2 separate regions of the Homo sapiens genome follow, and region 2 is linked to region 1. The links are chromatin loops, found by intact Hi-C in ENCODE. Cell type or tissue: Caco-2. All regions are shown on one strand. Each heading gives the region's core, and the rest is flanking DNA. Links, peaks and the distances in the headings are about the cores only. Region 1 overlaps OLA1 (Obg like ATPase 1). Region 2 has its middle 81 kb from the start of SP3.

Region 1 (4,396 bases), core at 1-4,000:
CAGAAGAGCACAAAAGGGCAGAGGACAAGGACAAGGAAGGGAGGTCTCACAGGAATGGAAACATGGGAGAGAAAGGGAGGCTCAGGGCCGAGAGAGCTTTCAGGCCATCATCACAAGAGAAGGCTAAGTGGCAAAGGGTCTCCAAATTACCAATTTGTTCTAGTCTTTCTTTTGGAATTTTCTGCTACAATGTTAAGAAGTGCTTAACTTACCCATACTACCACTTCGACTGCTCTCAAATATCTGAAAAGTAAGAATGAAAGAATTTTTAAAATTTTCAAAGTCTGATCTTAGTATTTCAAAATCAGTGTAGGAACTTTTATACACATTGCTGAATTGAAGCAAAACATAACCCACCAGACATCAATGGGTCAGTTTTTACAATTTAATAATTTCAAAGGAAAGATTAAAAGTGAACCTCTTTTCAATATGGTCAGAACAACAATAACAAACAAAATTCTTTAATTTTTGAGACAGAATTTTCTTCTTTGTGGTCAGTCACCTATCTCATATCCCTCATAATATCATTGCTATCATCTTTCAATAAATGTTGATCTATAAATTAATTAACTTTTTTGAGACAAATCCCTGGTATACTATTCTTCTGATTCCCATGAAAGACTCACTTTTAAGATACAATTGCAGCTGCCCCACACTGCCAGTTACTGTGTCATACACACGCCTTAAAATTCTGTAATCAGCAACCACCAGGTGCCGTATCGCATTCAGCACACCACAGTCAGTCAATACAGACATCCCCAAACACACCAAGGCTGGTTTTGTCAAATGTTTTATTGAGTGTAGACATCTGGAGTACTGTAAAACATGCATTATCTGTAGATTCAAAAAGGAGCAAGCCACATTGTCCTCACTGTCAAATGTGTCAGGCTTGGCATACATGATGGAGATTAATGAAGTATCATGAGAGTAATATGGTTCCTGAAAAGCTTCTACAATTTGGAGTAGGGTCTTAATCACGTGAAAAGCAAAGCTGTTCACATTTAGTGAACCTGCATTTCATGGGGGGGGGGGGGTACACAGTATTTTAATTTTAAAACAAATAAAAATAATTTGTTTGTCAAAGATTCCCATCTCCCCAACTTTATTTGTCGCATTGGTTTTCAGAAATTTTAATTTTTTAAAAATCAGATGCCTTTTGGAAGTTGTATGTTTATCTGAGCAATAACTAAATTTTATTTCTTCTTCGGTTGTTGAGGTGTGTTAAATTTGAAGAAGATAATATCTCCATCTTCAACAATATAATTTCTGCCTTGTTGTCTGTACTTTCCAGCAGCCTGCAAACAGAAAATATAGAGGAAATGGGTTATTAGTTTACAACTAAATACATGGGGTAAATGGTGGCAGCAGATATAAAAAGTATTATACTACTTGGGTGATATAAAAAAAGAAAAAATGAAATATAGGAAGGCATACAAGTTCAAAACTAGACTTGGAGAGAAGCAAAGTATTCTTGATTTGGGCAGAACTAGATTTTCCATATATACATAATCATAATGTATTCTCCACTAAATTGTTGGTACATAAATGTAATTATACCAATATCATTAAGTTTCATTACACGCTGTTTATGGTACATTTCTGATGTGTCTGCAAACATCCAGCAAGTCACTGTAACAAAACAGATCAAACCAGGCAGAAAGAAAAAGACTATATAACTAGTTAAAAGCTGCTTTATTTGCTTAAAGAAATCCTTTGGTGACACTGGTGATGCCAAAAATATAGTTGGTATAAGGAAAATTATGATCAGTTGTTGTGTAAGATTCTGAACTACTTCCTTGTAGTTTTTAAAATTTAGTCTTGACAATGTGTATACATAGAAGTATGTACTAGAATTCATCATACGGTTTCCTGACTAATGGCCCTAGTTACAAGGAGACTCTAACAGGTTGCAGTTGCAAAGACAGATATTTCTTCCACTTGTAAATTAGTCAGCAAAGCAACTGATTCCACCTGCTGGTATGCAGATCCAGACATGCAATCTGCTGGTAATTTTAATAGAAGCAAGCAGCAGTTCCAGAAAACCAGGTTTAGTCCATGGCATGAACTTTACTTTACCATAAGTAAAACAGGCTCTGCAGCACCCACACTTAACACTGCACACAGCTGACATGGTCCCACATGACCCCACCATCGACTCCTCAACAATAAGGACTTGAGGATCTTTTGGGGGAAATTCTCAAAAGTTTTTCCCTTCTGTTAGAATGTATTGAGAAGAAACCTTTGCCCAACAGGATTAGTGCTTCTCTTTGAAGATATTGATAAGAATGTTCAAAGCCAAGTGAAATTATACTAATCTGTAACAAAAACACTAATAAAGATCATACATCTGAGGGTAAAATCAACAAACCAGATTGCAGAGCCCTAGTAAGCATATTTTCAATTATCTAGACCACATATAAAACTGTCCTGATTTTAACAGAATATAAATATATGAAGAATATATAAAGCTTATTTCTAGAAAGCCAACGTAACGTACCCTACAATTAAAGGCATATGTGTGTGTGTGTATACATATATATTTATATTTATATATATTTCATATATATGACACATATGTGTGTGTGTATATATATAAAAATACATATTTTCACATGTTTTTATAAAGACATGCAATGTATTGAAGGCCATAAGCTACTTATTTCTAGAATCTATAGCCCACTGTTATAAAACTATATAGACAATATAAATCAAGTACATATTGACATGACATATTAATGTAACTTTATATACTTTGTTACCACTCAAGTTTACTATTAATTAAAAGTGACAGTGTTCCTTTAAATTCTCTAGAGACCATTTAATCCATTTCCACTGCTATCAGAAACACTGGTTGAAAAAAAAAATCAATACCCATTTGTGAATCTTGAGTATGTATTAAACAAGACACGTCTAACCAGTTCATTTGCACTTGAAAGCAGCCATCTGTAGAAGCCAGCTTTGCCTAAGCAGATATGATTGCTAATAATGTGATATCCCTGTAGACTACAAAGCCCACACAGAGCTATTCAGTATATAGTTCACAGCACTGGCATTAAATTAGTTATGCTGCACTGGTGTTAGAAATACATATACATACATACATACATACATACATACATACATACATACATACACACACATATACACAATTTTGCTCTCAAATCTAAAACCTACTTGATAATCTGCAAGTAAACATTTGTTGAATAAAGGAGCAGAGAGCAATTCCTAAATGCTTCATTTTACTTGGACTTCAAATTTTGAAATATTAGTTTTGGAGGTTAAAACAACGTAAAATATTTAATGGTATCCTAGGTGAAAATGTCAGAGTCAACCTTTTCTAATTTATAGTATAAAAGCTGCCAGTTAGTGGTAAATAGTCTTACAAGCAGGAAATATTATTTTATTGGATATTATAAAGTTTCTCTCAATTGTTAAAGGAAATATTTACAATTCATCTATCAAGTTTATTACAACATAGATCTACTAAGGATTGGTAAACAGGCTTACCATTTTAAGAGTATAAAAAAAGAAGCATCTGATCTCTGAATTCTAGTAATAGAAAACATCCTCATTTTTATCTTCCTTATGAAAAATAGATATGCCAACATGATGTAGCATGTTGACAAATAATCTGAGATTTTTGTTCGTCTAATTAGTATTCCTGACAAAGTTCAATCTCAGTATTTTTGCACACCTACCTATATCTATACAGATGCCACCATCAAAAAATTAACAACTGTGTTTACTTGTAAACTGTTATTCCTTCCACTCTTTCAAAAAAACAAAATGGTTCTCATTCAACATTGAACCAATTATACCAAGATTTTCCCCCTCCTCTTCCTGGTGTTCCAACAGTTCTATTAAAGTCCTGCTGTTCGGTATGACCTTTCCAATGATACCAGTGAAAATAAAGTAAACCTGAAATAAACTTTTTTGTATTCCTTTCAACTTATGAAATAGTAAACACAAGAATCTTCTTTAAATTCTATAACATTTACTATAGTAGTCTTCAAATATTAAATTAAATTAAAGAACCTTCCTACAATGTCAGTTTAACCAGCTAATCTGTCTATATTAGAGATTGCTAGATTTCTCTAAGTAACATCTAATAAATCAAACAAAATTAATTTTGCAACAGAATTTACATTTAACAAGTCATCTACTACTCATGTATAAAACTGCTTCACTATTAGTGTCTGCAAACCAAATTATCCTTATTAGCTAAAATAAAGCACAATTTTGGACCTGCCCTCTAGTGTTGAGAAAGCAAATCAAATCCCCAAGTATCTTTAAACAACAAACAAGTAAAACCATGAAGTTTTAGAAAGAACAGCTTTTATTTAACTAACTTTCTATCTCTATTCTTGAAGTAATTATAAGCATATATATTATACTT
Region 2 (4,406 bases), core at 279-4,278, 190 kb before region 1:
TGTGCAACATGATGAAACCCCATCTCTACTAAAAATACAAAAATTTGCTAGGCGTGGTAACACATGCCTGTAATCCCAGCTACTTGGGAGACTGAGGCAAGAGAATCACTTGAACCCAGGAGGCAGAGGTTGCAGTGAGCTGAGATTGTGCCACTGCACTCCTGCCTGGGTGACAGAGCAAGACTCCATCTCAGAAAAACAAGAGTCTTTGTTGCTGTCTCTCTAAATTAATCATGACCAGCCACTTGTAAACACCAACAATGCCCGAAGCACTTTACCTGTGTCAGCTGACTTAATCCTCTAAACAACACTGCAAGATGGATTTATTGTCATCATTTTAGAGGTAAGAAATTAAAGACCCAAGAAAAGAGCCTGGCCATGCTCTGACAGTAACTCACAGCACCACTACTCTAATTCCAGGGATCTAGTTCAAATGCCTACTTTTTCTCCATTCCATCACCATGCCCCACAAAGCGGGAGGTGGCTATTTGCTGCAAGTTCCAAGTCAAACTGTCTTCAGATGGAGAAGTACCACCTGATGATGCAGATTGATTGGCTTAATGCAAAAGGGCCGGTTGTAGTTCAGTCATAATTCCTGTTTCAGCTAGCTCCAGGTGTTGGCTTGTGGTGCATGATTTTGCACCTTGAAGTGTTGTGTGCCCAAGCACAAGCTGGAGTCCTACCTTGAGGTAGTTCCTCCTGAAGGTGTTCCTGTATGACCAGGAACCTGGGTCCACCTGGCTACCTGTCTTCTACCAAGTGAGAGAGAGAGAAACACAAAAGGTGGTTGTGGCAATTTTGACTTTCACAGTGCCCTCCTCCACCAAGTCCTGAGTCTTTTTCTGCTACACGTTTTGCTCACTCACCCACAGATGCTTGGGGTGCGGGGTCTCTCAGCTGAAATCGTGTAGAGAGGAGACATTGAGGCCATTATCCTGACAGTACTGGGTTAAATTCTTTTCAGCTGCTCTAGCAAAAGTGGACTCTGCCTTCACACAGAGGCTGGGTTTTCTTTGACATGATCTTGATCGAACAGAATAGGAGAGAACTCACATGTCATGCTCTGTCTACAGCAGGCCCTGATTAAAGGGAATAGAGACCTGGCATCACATTTGATGCTACAGAGATTTCAAAACCAAGGCCAGGTTGACCTGCCAAGCCTGGAGTGGAATTTTATGACTAGTACCACTATTTTCACTTCAGAGTAAACTATAAGGAAGAGGATCCAGTGATTAAAACAACAAGTAACTTGGTCATCAGTTTAAGCTTTTCAACCCAGGCCCCTGCCCTATATCCACACCCTGCAGAGGGGGAGAAAAAAAAGCACAAAAGCCTCATAGAAGTAACAATTGCTTATTTTAATGTTGGCAACTTATAACTGACAATTATGTTGTTAATTGATAGTTATTTCAATGAGTTGTCATCCATGTAGATTGTTCAGATTAGCAGTGTTGTTTTTGCATTGTGATTAAACCACTGGGTAGCTGCATAAAAACTGTTGTCATCTATTACAGATACATTCTAACATCTCAGAAGAAAAAAAGGGCCAAGCCCCATTAAAGATACAGACGATTTTTAAAAGAGGCTGGGAGTCACAAAGTCTTGTTAAAATATAATTTTCACCAGAATTCTAGATTAATGAAATGTAACATTTAATTAGAGAAATTCCTTTCTATGTAAATGAAGTATTAATTACACAAATGTCAGTAAAAGAGGGAGCAATCGTCAGCAGTGAGGTTACCAGGCACACCAAGGAAAACATTCCTCCTGCCTAGAATGAGGCTGACAGAGACCCCAGGCTTGTCCTTGGAACTGACTCTCTCAAATTCAGGACAGGTGGCCAACTACAGGATACAGCTGGTTTCTTTTTAGGACTGGAGACCAGAGCAAGTAAAATCCCACAAGTTTAGCCTGAAGGAAAGGTTTAGAATAAGTTCACAGTCCAAGACTAAATAGCATTTATTAGCTCTACATATAAAAACAAAACAAAACCCTCTACTATATCTTACTTAAAAGTTTTCTATGGCTTCAAATCTTGAAAAAAACAGATTGGATTTCTAAGTTATTCCACTGTATAGAAGCTTTAAGCTGTAGTCATTTTATTAGCAATAGAAAAGTGATCTTGGACATCCGCTGGCAACAAAGCCAGAAGCCCAAGCTGGCCCCTCCTAATCCACAGGGCAGTCCTGGCCACAAGGTGGCAGTTGCCCAAATCTTAGGCAAAGTGACCTGTTGGAACTAAAGAGTCTAGAAGACATGTCATAGAGTTTTAACATAAATTTGGATGAAAAGCATTCCAGTTATCAGCTTATTCAAGCAGCTATTTCCTCTTAACAACCCTGGCAGTAATTCTTGTTAAATTGGAGCAAGATTCCTTTTCATATCAACTGAACGTTTTTTTGTTTTTTTTTTTTGAGATGGAGTCTCATGCTGTCGCCCAGGCTGGAGTGCAGTGGCGCGATCTCTGCTCACTGTAACCTCTGCCTCCCAGATTCAAGTGATTCTCCTGCCTCAGCCTCCCAAGTAGCTGGGACTTACAGGTGCATGCCACCATGCCTGGCTAATTTTCATATTTTTTTTTTTTTTAGTAGAGATGGGGTTTCACCATATTGGCCAGGCTGGTCTCGACCTCCTGACCTCATGATCTGCTCGCCTCAGCCTCCCAAAGTGCTGGGATTACAGGCGTGAGCCACCGCGCCTGGCCCATACATCTTTTTAAATTGCTCTTTTGTGGGAGTTGCATCTATGCAGTATTACCTACATTTCTCTGACTCTCTGCTCCTGATGCCTCCGCAATGTTGCTACCCCCTCAATTAGCATTGCTGTGCTACTGTCCCGTTTGAGGATGCAGTGGATCTGTGTGGGTTTACACTGCACAGAATTTTTTCCTTTCTTCTGACAAAAGGATTCTTATTTTCTTTAGATAACCACTCCTCACCTACACTCTTCTCTATGGGTTGGGTGGGCCAATCACCACCTCTGAGGCTCAGAGCTGGGCATGTATCTCAGGTCCAACCAGTCAGGTTATTCCATTCCTCAGGCCACAGTTAATATATTAGAGATAAGCACAGAACCCAGTCAGTCCAATAAGAACCCACCTTACAGCTTTTTCTGAAACTCCTGGGAAAGAGAAAGGAAGCACTCTTTCTTTAAGGTGGGGAGAATGTAAGCTTGGAGATGCTGGGCCATCACATGGGTAGAACCTGATGAGAGACAGGCTTTCACAGGACAAAGCAGAGTCAAGGTAGAGGAGTTCCTCACAGGTGCATAGATTAACAATTGGAAAAGTGCTTTATATATTTGTACTAGGGTTGAGTAAATAGGTAAACATATTGTAGGTAAAGAAAGCCAGGTTTCTCACTGTCAAAGAAAGAAATTAAAATCAGGAAAGGGGAAAAGTCTAGAATGAACCTTGAGATTCTGGGATTAGAATTGGAGGTACTAGTGTGAACTCATGGTTTTTTCCCCAATATAGATCCAGATAGATAATACAGAAATAAATACAGATATATGTATGTGTGCATGTATGCATGGGAAAATACATATATTTGCTAGCCTTATCTGCTAAGCAGGCATAGATGCAATGACATCCCAGTAATGATGAGCACACCTACCACCCAGATCTTGGGTTCTAAATACCATTCTCCAATAAAAGGAACTGGGACTCCTTGGAGAAGTGAATGAATCCATGGCTGGGGTAGAGAAAATATAAAATGAGCCTGTAATATCTGTTGGTGCTGGAAAGTAGGCAAGAGCTCAAAAAAATGATGAAGGCATATCAGAGAGCATAAAAGAGTTCCCCAAAGCAAAACCTGGAACCATTTGAGCAACAAAATAAGTATTGGATTATAATACTTGAATAAAATAAATATTTATGATATCAATAAATTTTATTTTTTCAACAAATAAGTGAACAAATAAACAGAAAAGATACAGAAAAAATCCAACAAATGTAGAAGAAATGAGGGAAATAGAAAATTACTAATAGAAAAATATAGTAAGAAATTTTGCAGGAAAGTCCACCAATGGTCTCTAAAATTAGTGGGGAAAATTTTGAGGAGAAATAAGATAGTTGCATAGTCTCAAAGTATCTCATTCCAGGTATTTAGTAATGACAAAGGGTATAATAACGTTCCATTGGAGAAACCCAGCAGACATCACTTAAGGTTAACGTTCTCTGTAATATGATATGTCGACATCGTGTACAACTAATTTGATGGCCTCAGAAGCCTGTAATAATTCCTAAGACATTCTTACCACAAATGCATAACCTCAGGCTAATCATAAGAAAAGAGTGGACAAGCCCAACTTGAAGGACATTCTGCAAAATAACTGGCCACTGCTTTTTAGAAATGTCAAGGTCATGAAAGGTGGCAAAGATTGAGGAAATGTCATAAAATGGAGGC

The links. A loop is a pair of places that touch in the nucleus more often than their neighbours do. Peaks named below come from ENCODE experiments on the same cell type or tissue, not always from the same donor. Only the 100,000 strongest peaks of a DNase experiment are listed, where the experiment ranks them.
Region 2: it touches region 1 in a loop (4-fold over the local background); 5 of 110 quality-filtered maps call a loop at or near these places.

The regions. Positions count from the first base shown.
Region 1 is chr2:174,074,233-174,078,628 of GRCh38, forward strand. It overlaps OLA1 (Obg like ATPase 1), which reads right to left. Exons shown (of 11, transcript NM_013341.5): 11 at 1-1,295. The coding sequence ends at 1,194. Among named protein-coding and RNA genes, the nearest start is that of LINC01960, 51 kb to the left of the region's middle. In Caco-2, for the core only: no CTCF peak of the experiment used is centred there; a DNase peak (open chromatin) is centred at 2,109.
Region 2 is chr2:173,882,410-173,886,815 of GRCh38, forward strand. No RefSeq gene overlaps it. Among named protein-coding and RNA genes, the nearest start is that of SP3, 81 kb to the right of the region's middle. In Caco-2, for the core only: a CTCF peak has its summit at 2,201 (motif pointing right); a DNase peak (open chromatin) is centred at 2,182.